Regions from separate parts of the Homo sapiens genome. Here region 2 is linked to region 1. A link is a loop called in an ENCODE intact Hi-C map of the cell type or tissue named here. Cell type or tissue: mammary epithelial cell. All regions are shown on one strand. Links, peaks and the distances in the headings refer to the core of each region. The heading gives the core; the rest is flanking DNA.

Region 1 (4,386 bases), core at 12-4,011:
GACCCAGACTTTGTTATTCAAAAAGCAGGCAGCATGCAAAAGAAAGGAGCAAGGGCAGCACAAAAAGGCAATGAAGAGCTCAAGATCTAATCAGCCACAAGAAGGAAAGCACAGATTCAGTCTCTCTTCCCCCCACAGGGTAGGGAGCCGTTCCCGAACCCCAAGCCCTCCCAGAGGAAGAGTTAGGTACTTAGAAAGGTCTTACATTAGAGCTGGGTCTCCTTGAAGCAAGCACAAATAAAAACACAAAAACAGCAAGGCATATGAGTTATGAAGAGCATCGGAGCATCATAGCCTGTGCCATCCCCAGTCAATAACCTCTCCTTCACAGTAGCAGCAAAATAGTAAAGGCAATCAACACTTCACTCACACGGGCCCCTCAGAAAGGATCTGGGAATCTGCACATTAGGGAGCCAGTGTTGGTGAAGTGTTAAGGAAAGGCAGCTTCTCACTTCCCTTGCCACGGCCTTCTCTACTTCAGCAGGAAGCGGACAGCAAGAGCTACCCAAAAAACCTACACAAGCGTCCCCACTCACTCTGCAGGGAGATAGGACATCTGTATGAATGCTGGGAAGGGGTCACCTGCACATATATCATCCACCAGCACTGGATCTAACTGGGAGTTTATAACCACCCACTACAGTGCAGATACATGGGGCTCTGTCTCCACCCGTCCCCACGAGAACTCCCAAAGCCTAGCCCTTCCCTCTCCTATTATTTTGCTTCTGAATTAATGGTCAACTCCAAGAGAGGTAATAGCAGAGAGGAAACTACCACCAATGTTCCATAACTCAAAGAGGGAGCCTCTGCCCCTGCAGTCTCCCCACTAGCTGGCAGAGCTTTCTCCACACTGAAGACCACATACATAGAAGTCTTCTAAGGAGAAGACAAGGTGTCGGTGGCAGAGGAGGAATTAATTCGTGGATTGGCCAGACAGAGCATTTGATCTCCATAGTGGCTCTAGTAATTTGCAGAGATGATTTCAGAGAGGATTTTTTTTTTTTTTTTTTTGTAGAATCACATCTGTCCTTCATGTGTCTTGGAAGCAAATGTTTTTGGAGATGTTGGGCAAAGAAGGACCCCTCTAGTGTCTCAGGCTCGTTCACTCAGTTTCAACCTGCAAGTGAGAAGTGGCCTTTCCTTTCTACCCCAGCTACCAGGTCCCATGGATAACTAGCCCCTCTGCTTTGCAGAGACGACCAGCATCTATGGGAGCGTGTTTGCAGTGCTTGCAAGTAATTTATTTATGTTGAACAGGAAATAAATAAATTACAACCACTGGCAGTGGCGAGGTCAGTTGGGCAGATGGGGCAGCACTCTCCGAAGGGGATCTCAGGGCTGAGGCAGTCTTTCACGTCTTCACAGATTATGTCGTCGCAGAGGACAGTCCCAGTGTCACAGACACAGATCCGGCAGGGCTCCGGCTTCCACACATCCTTATCATTATACCTCTGCCCATCCTGCACACAGCTGCCAGCCTCCTCTGCACCAAGGGTGGGGAGGGAGAAGCAGAGAGCCAAGGGAAGGAGGGGGTGGGGAGCCAGAGAGAAAAAGAGAGAGGTTGCAGTCAACTTGACAGAATTCAAATGCTGAAGAATGTAGGCTGGGGCCACCTGGACATATAGAACTTAAAAATTATTTTCCTAAAACATCATTGATTTTTCCATGTATTCAACAAATATTTATTATGCACCTTGCACCATGTTGTCTATTCACCAGTGAAAATCTTGACCCAGCAATGAAGGTGGGGGGTTACTATACTATATTCTCTTTACCCACCTAATACGGGGGAGACCAGGTGATGGAGTGGGTGGAGGGAGTTGGAGGGTGAGCGGAAGGGAGGAGACAAGATATTCTGAATAGGAATTCTGGGACTATAAAAAGAAAGGAGACAGAAAAATGGCGAGACCTCCCTTCCACCAGCCCAGGAGCAGAGAAGTCTTCTTTCTTCTGCCTTCCTCTGGGAATTATGGGATTAGCTAAATACAACTGACAACTAACATTCAGAGGGAATGTAGAAAATTCTACCTACAAAAATTGGAATCTATAAGCAGTGAGGCTCCAAAAATAGGTATATAAGAAAGGGGGGTGAAAAGACGAGCTATTAGAATTAGGATCTTGTCTCATTCTTTGAACCATATTAGAATTAGGACCAATTTGGGGAGGGGGATAGACCCATTCAAACAATACACTTGGGGCTTGGGCAGGCTAATAAACTGCTTAGGAGGCCAGTGGAGCCAAAGCGCCCCCAGTGCTGACCTCCACCTGTAGCCCTGCCTGGAGAGGCCCTGCCTCCATCTGAAAACAGCACCCCAGTTTGGGGAGCAGGGGTCGTTGAATACCTGGCTAGGGCTAAGATTGGCCAGTCCAGGCCTGGCCTCCTCCAAGACTGCAGAGGAAGAATAGCAGGGACTAGTCTCCTCCACCAGCGCCCTGCCGTCTGGAATTCATGCTGCAAATGAAACCTGTGCTGACAAGAGCGCTCCTTAGCAGCCAAGGGCTGTAGAGCCCGCACCACGTGCTAGGGAGCGCCCAGCGCTGTTTTTCTCATCAAAATCCCCAAGGCAATAGCAGCAGCAGGGGATGAATAATAGGAAAGAGCCACAAACCCAGAGGGCGAGAAAGAAACGAGCCTGCCCACTGCTCTTTAAAGAGAGTGAAAATCCAAAGATAAACTTTCCTTTTTACTTTCCCACTAGAAGAAATCCGCCTAGCCTTTGGGCAAGATAATCACAGGAGGGTGAGGGATTCCAGGGAAAATACAGAAGTTGCGGGGACACACCCGCCGTTAAAATAGCTGGAGCAGTGGAATGCAGGCGGTGAGGAAGGTGTGGGAGAGGGGGCATCGGTTAATGCGCTCCAGCCCAGACTACAGGAGAGCCCACCCTCGCCCATGAGGACCCAGGGAGGAGAGGGGGAAATGCTAGGAGAGGGGCCACTCCCCGTGCGGATCAGATTTCCCGGGGAAGGGCGGCCCGGGAAGCGCCGGCGCAGGGGCGGGGCCAGGCTGCGCTGGGTGTAAGAGCCGCTGAGTGACTCTGTGGCTGCGGCTCTGGACACGGCTCGCTCACAGACACCGGGAGAGTGAAAAGTGGGATTAAATGACTGCCCCAGAAAGGAGCCAGCGCCGTAACCGGATCCCCTAGGTGTGGACGGAGGAGCCCAGCACCACCATAATTGCTGCTCCAAAACGGCTGCCGATAGCATCCCGGCGCGCCTGATCCGGTTCCCCTCATTACCGCAGGGCCGTATAAGTGATTCTTTGTGGCAAGCCAATTAAAAAGCTACCTCTTTCGGGGAACTGTTTTGCTTCACCGCCGCTCTGCGCAGGGCTGGAGCCGAGAGGTGGCGGCGGGCGGGCACAGGGGGGCATTGTGGGAGAGGGGGTCTGGGAGTACGAGAGAACCCACTGGACCTCGTCTCTCATGAATGGGGCTTTTCTCGAGCGCACACAGAGCCCGATTCACAGGTCTCCGCGAGGAACCAGTTTAAATAAATACGGGCAGCGTTTCAGCCCCATCTGGAAGCCATCGCTGCCAATCTCCCAATGCAAACAAGCCTCACAAAGGAGGATTGAGATCTCTCCCCTGAGCCAGGGGCACTTTCGGAGGCGAGGGCTCTGAAATGCAGATGAGGGTCAAAGACGCCGCCGCCAGTAAGTTTCTCAAACTCGTGGAAAGATGGAGAGGAGGGGTGTGGCCGAGCTCTAGGTGTCTGACATTCCTGACGTCCACGCAGACTGCGCATTTCCCCACGTCACACCTTTGGGTCCGCTGACCCCAGGCGGGGGAAGTTATAAAAGGTGGGATGCTCCAGGGCGCAAAATCAGCCTCTCGGATGCAGAATCACACTCCCTCTGGGAGGAGGAGCGACTGGAAGGTTTGGGCCGGAGAAGCTGTGGAATCACTCCCTCCCAGGAAAGATGCGGCGATGAGAGAGCTCTACCGCCTAATTAAGCAAGCGACCCTAATACCGGATGGAGAATTTGAGAATTATTTTAAAGCCACCCAGCTAATTCCATTGCGCACTAAGGCAGGGGTCAGTCAAGAAGACAGCTTTGTGGGCGTGTGCTTGTAAATGTAGTACAAAAATATAGTCAGTCTGAGTCCAGGCCACGTATAGTCACGCTGTATTCCTCAAATGCCCAGGAGCGCGCCTCCAGCTTAGCGCACTACCGGGTGACCCGGCCAGAGTCTCCTGCTCCCGGCTCCTCGCAGCTGCGCCGCAGGCTCCAGCCCTGCCCCCGCTGCGCTAATGACCGGAAAGCCCGCCTGAGCCCGCCGCCTTCCACGCTATCCCTGGAAACAGCCTGGTGGCAGGAGAGGGCCCACAGAGCCTCGAAGGCAGAGAACTTTTATTCCCCCCGCCGAAGAGTTTCCCTCTGCG
Region 2 (4,386 bases), core at 76-4,075, 51 kb before region 1:
CTTGTGAGGGGCAGAGAGTCTTTCTCCTTGGCCTGGGAAGCCAGCACAGTGTCCCGTCCCCACCACCAACCACCTGATAGCTCCCCAGTCCTTGGCATGGCCCGGAGACCAAGCTGTTGGCAGTGGCAGCTCCTAGCTGTTTAGACAATCTTCCTTTCACAAGTTTATTTATTATTCTTTTCCCACCTCTCCACCCCTTCCCCACCAGCTGCTTAAAATATTTTTCAAACAGAAAAATCCAACCACAGCTGGAAACCAACCCTAAAGTTAGTCCGGAACGTGGGAGCTGCCAGGGAAAATTGCTGGGGCTCAGGCTGTGGGAGGAAGGGCCTGAGCCGCGGAGACAGGCTCGCTCTGCAGGGGCTTGCAGCAGGGACACAGACGCAGGGAGAAGGCATCGGACCTCATCATCATTCCCCAAACCGTCAGCGAGAACCGGCTATGAACCAGGCCCTGCGCCAGGACAGTGAGGGACACAAATTGCCTTAAGTAAAAGGGGCTGACCCCATTCTCAAGAAGTAACAGGCTTAATAAGGAGGTAAGGCACAGACACAAACACTCCAGTGGCAATCATAGCATGCACTTAAAGGGTGTTTGCCATGTACAAGGTCCTGACCTAAGCACTTTACATGTAGTAATTCATTAAAAACCCTCATCAGCCCTGTAAGAAAGGTACTCTTATTATTCCCATCTTATAGAGGAGGAAACTGAGGCACACAGAAAGTAAGATATTCTTTTTTAAAAAAAAAAAGAAAAAAAGACAAGAGTTGCACTCTGTTGCCCAGGTTGAAGTGCAGTGGCGTAATCATGGCTTATTGCAGCCTCAACCTCCTGGGCTCAGGTGATCCTCCCACCTCAGCCTCCCAAGTAGCTGGGACTACAGGCGCACATCACCACGCCTGGCTAATTTTTACTTATGTTTTAATTTTGTACAGGCAGGGTTTAACCATGTTGTTGAGGCTGGTCTCGAACACTGGGTTCAAGTGATCTGCCCACATCAGCCTCCCAAAGTGCTGGGATTATAGGCGTGAGCCACCGCACCCAGCCAAGAGACTCTCACACCACAGTACAACTAGTAAGCAGCGGAGTCAGGATCTGGGCCCAGGGAGTCTGAATCCATCTTAGCGGCTATGCTATGCCACTTTTGTACAGTCATGCAAGGGGAGAGGCAAATCCCATGAAAGAAGCATAAACAAATTAATATGAGAACTCAAAGAAGGGAGAGATTGTCCCCGGCAGAGGGTCAGAATCAAGGAGTGCTCCCTGGAGGAAGTAACATAGAGCAGCCTCTGGAAGGATAGTGGGGCTTCTGAGCCTATACTCAGGGGCAGGGACGGAAGCTCTACAGCAGAGATCGCTAAAGCAGTAGCAGAGACAGCACCCAAGAGGTCAGCTGCTGTTGTACAGCACCACCCAAAAGCCTGTCCTCATGGCAGCCCAGTGCCTAGAAGGGACACTGGCCAGAGGAAGATGTCCAGGCAGGCCAGGCTCAGCCACAGTGGAACAGCAATTCAGATTCATGCTCCAGCTCTCCAGCACCGTTGGCCTGTATCATCTCCCCGCACCTCCTACCTGCTCCATTCTCTCACTCTCACTGCTAATCCGGGTCCCCTTGCAAATCTGTTCATGGGGAGAGTGAAAGACAAAACTACAACACTTGAAAAACTCTTTATAATACAAATATTTGGTGGCATCTAATTTAGACAAAAATCACCCAGCTGTCTTGTTTGGACAGTTGGGCCCAGTAGAGTGGCCACAGAGCCATGTGGCCTGAAGCCTCAGGAGATAGGCTGGTGGGTGTGTGGGCAGGTCCCGCCTCTCCCTGTCAGGCCTGTACTTGGCTGAGATGCCAGGTCATTTGACATCTCTGGGCCTCAGTTCTCTCAGAAGTGACGATGAAGAAATATGAGCCCTTTCCCGGCTCTAGACCGACAGCTCCAGTCATAGCCTCCAACTGCAAGCATCTACCTGTTCCAAGGTGCATCCCAATCCCTTCCTGTCCCATCAGGCAAGAGCAGGTCAGGCCAAACCCCAGCCCACTGTTTTGGGTAATCCAGCCTTGGGTGGACTCCTTCCCTTTGCTCCTGGCTGCCTCCTGATCCCTTCAGTGGAGGGAAGCAACCTCCAGCCTCTTGTGGATTTGTTTTTTGTTTTGTTTTGTTTTGTTTTGTTTTGTTTTTCAGAGATAGAGTTTTGCTGTGTTGCCCAGGCCAGAAAACGCAGTGGCTATGCATGGGTACGATCATAGTGCACTGCAGCCTCGAACTCCTGGGCTCAAGCCATCCTCCTGCCCCAGCCTGCCAAGTAGCTGGGACGACAGGCGCGCCTGGATCCTCTTGTGGGTTTTAAGAAAGGAAGGAATTACTGGAGTCTGGAGGCCCGGCCCAGGCCTCCCACGCCCCCTGGCGGAAGGAACAGAGCTGTGTCCAGACCTGCACTGGAATCTGTGGCCAACCTTCCCACCACTCTCCTCCCACCCGTCCTGTCTTTTCCTCTGACCTTATTCATTCACTCTTAACTGCACATGCACTGGGTGCCAGGCGCATGCCACGAGATGGGGCGTGGAAGTGACTGAAATTGTCCCTGTCCCAAGGTGCTCTCTGTTCACTCAACTCTGTTCAATTCATTCAATAAATATTTACGGAGCTTCTGCTCTCTGCCAGGCTCTTCTCAAGGCCCCAAGGACACCATCCTGCCCTCGCAGAGTTTAGTCTAACAGGACCTATGGCCTGGTAAACAGACAATCATCATACAGTAGATGAGCCACAGGTGCCAGAGGAGAGGCCAAGAGGAGACACGCCAGATGCGCCAACAGCGGCCCTCACGCCGAGCAGGGGGCCGGAGGGGCAGAGGAGGGTGTGGGTGCGCACGCGTGTACGTGTGTGTGCATGCTGGGGGATGGTGGGAGACGGATTTGCAGAGATGGCAGAGCCACGTCAGGGCTGGGCTCGAGCAGCTGTGTAGGATCCCTCCAGGCGCAGGAAACGGGGTATGGGGTGGGGCAGGGCGGAAAGAACATCCCACACCAAGAGGACAGAGGGAGCAAGGGCACAAAGTCCCGGCATGTTTAGGAAGCTACAAATAGTTTGCTGTGGTACAAGTGTGTGGTCAGTGGCAAGGAGGCAGCAGGAGGGTGGAAGAGGCCTCGCAAGTTGTATAAGGGGCTTGGGTCTGATCCTGGAGCCTGTGAGGAGCCACTGAAGGCTTCAAGAGACGGAATGATACGAATACTTCTGCTTTCAGAAAAAGACCGCTAGACCAGTGGAATGTGGAGGGGGGCTGGGAAGGCAAGTGGTCGGAGATGGCATGGTGCTTGTACCCCAGCTGTGTGACATCAGGCAAGCCACATCACTTCTCTGAGCCACAGAGGCCTCATCTGTTAAATGGGGGTGCATCTGTCAAATGGGGGTGATGAAACTCAGCCTATAGACTTGTTAAGAGGAGTAAATGAGATAATATACAGAAGTGCCTACTGTGGTACCTGACACATAATAGACACATAGTAAATTATATACATATGCATATACATATATATATATGAAACGTCAGAGAGCCTACCAAGAAGGCTATTTCAATTGCCTAGGCAAGAGATGCAGAGAACCTGAATTCAATCATTGCGGAAGGTGAGAAGAAGGGGATGTCAAGAGCTGTTTCAGACAGTTGCCCTTTGGGAATGGGTTGGATATGGATCTTGTCTTTCTAAAAACATCCCAGAGTTCATCTCAGCCTTTTGTCCTCAGGCACTAATCCGTGACTCCTGCATTCCTCATCATCTTCCTGCATTTTTTCACTGCCTGCTTTGTATTAGGTGTACATACGCTTGTTCAAGGCTTGTCCATTTGCAGTTTGTCTGGCTCAGGCACAGGATGCCTGGAGTTCAGGCAAAGGCCCTGCTGGCTGAGCCTCTAGGTAGGTATGTCTCGGGCAGCAGTGGACAGATTCATGGAGGTTTTGGATGACAATCAGATGAGGATCTGTCCAGCCACCACGTTCATCCCTGAAGCTAAGGTTGAGAAAGGAAGTGCTGGGAAAGTTGACCACGGAGATTGGCTGGCTGGCGCCTGGGTTTCATCAAACACTCATTGCAGAGTGGAAATCCAGCAAGCCCATCTCCAGCCTACCCCTCAGGCACAGCTCCCCCAGTTCCCTGGCCAGTCAGCCTTCCTCCCACACCTGCCTCCAGGGTGCCAGCTCTTAACACAGGTACCACAGGTACCATTCGGGGGGTGCTCCAGCCCCTCTAGAAGGGCAAAAAGGGGCAAGCAGTTTGTGTGTGTGTAGCTCGATCACCATTTAACCTACTTAGAGTGTGTTCATCCAAGGTTGCCAGCGGCAGAGAGAGTTGTGGCAATTATTAAGGGCTAAGACCCCCAAAGCCATCTCATG

Evidence for each region. Hi-C counts contacts between places; a loop is a spot of excess contacts. Peaks named below come from ENCODE experiments on the same cell type or tissue, not always from the same donor. Only the 100,000 strongest peaks of a DNase experiment are listed, where the experiment ranks them.
Region 2: a loop joins it to region 1, with 10 times the contacts of the local background. A loop is called at or near these places in 11 of 110 quality-filtered maps.

What each region holds. Positions count from the first base shown.
Region 1 is chr12:47,998,643-48,003,028 of GRCh38, forward strand. It overlaps COL2A1 (collagen type II alpha 1 chain), which reads right to left. Exons shown (of 54, transcript NM_001844.5): 2 at 1,277-1,483. Among named protein-coding and RNA genes, the nearest start is that of COL2A1, 3.6 kb to the right of the region's middle. In mammary epithelial cell, for the core only: a CTCF peak has its summit at 2,444; DNase peaks (open chromatin) are centred at 2,529 and 2,999; H3K4me3 peaks cover 1,402 bases; H3K27ac peaks cover 864 bases.
Region 2 is chr12:47,947,239-47,951,624 of GRCh38, forward strand. No RefSeq gene overlaps it. Among named protein-coding and RNA genes, the nearest start is that of TMEM106C, 14 kb to the right of the region's middle. In mammary epithelial cell, for the core only: a CTCF peak has its summit at 2,407 (motif pointing left); DNase peaks (open chromatin) are centred at 2,413, 2,953 and 3,783; H3K27ac peaks cover 2,254 bases.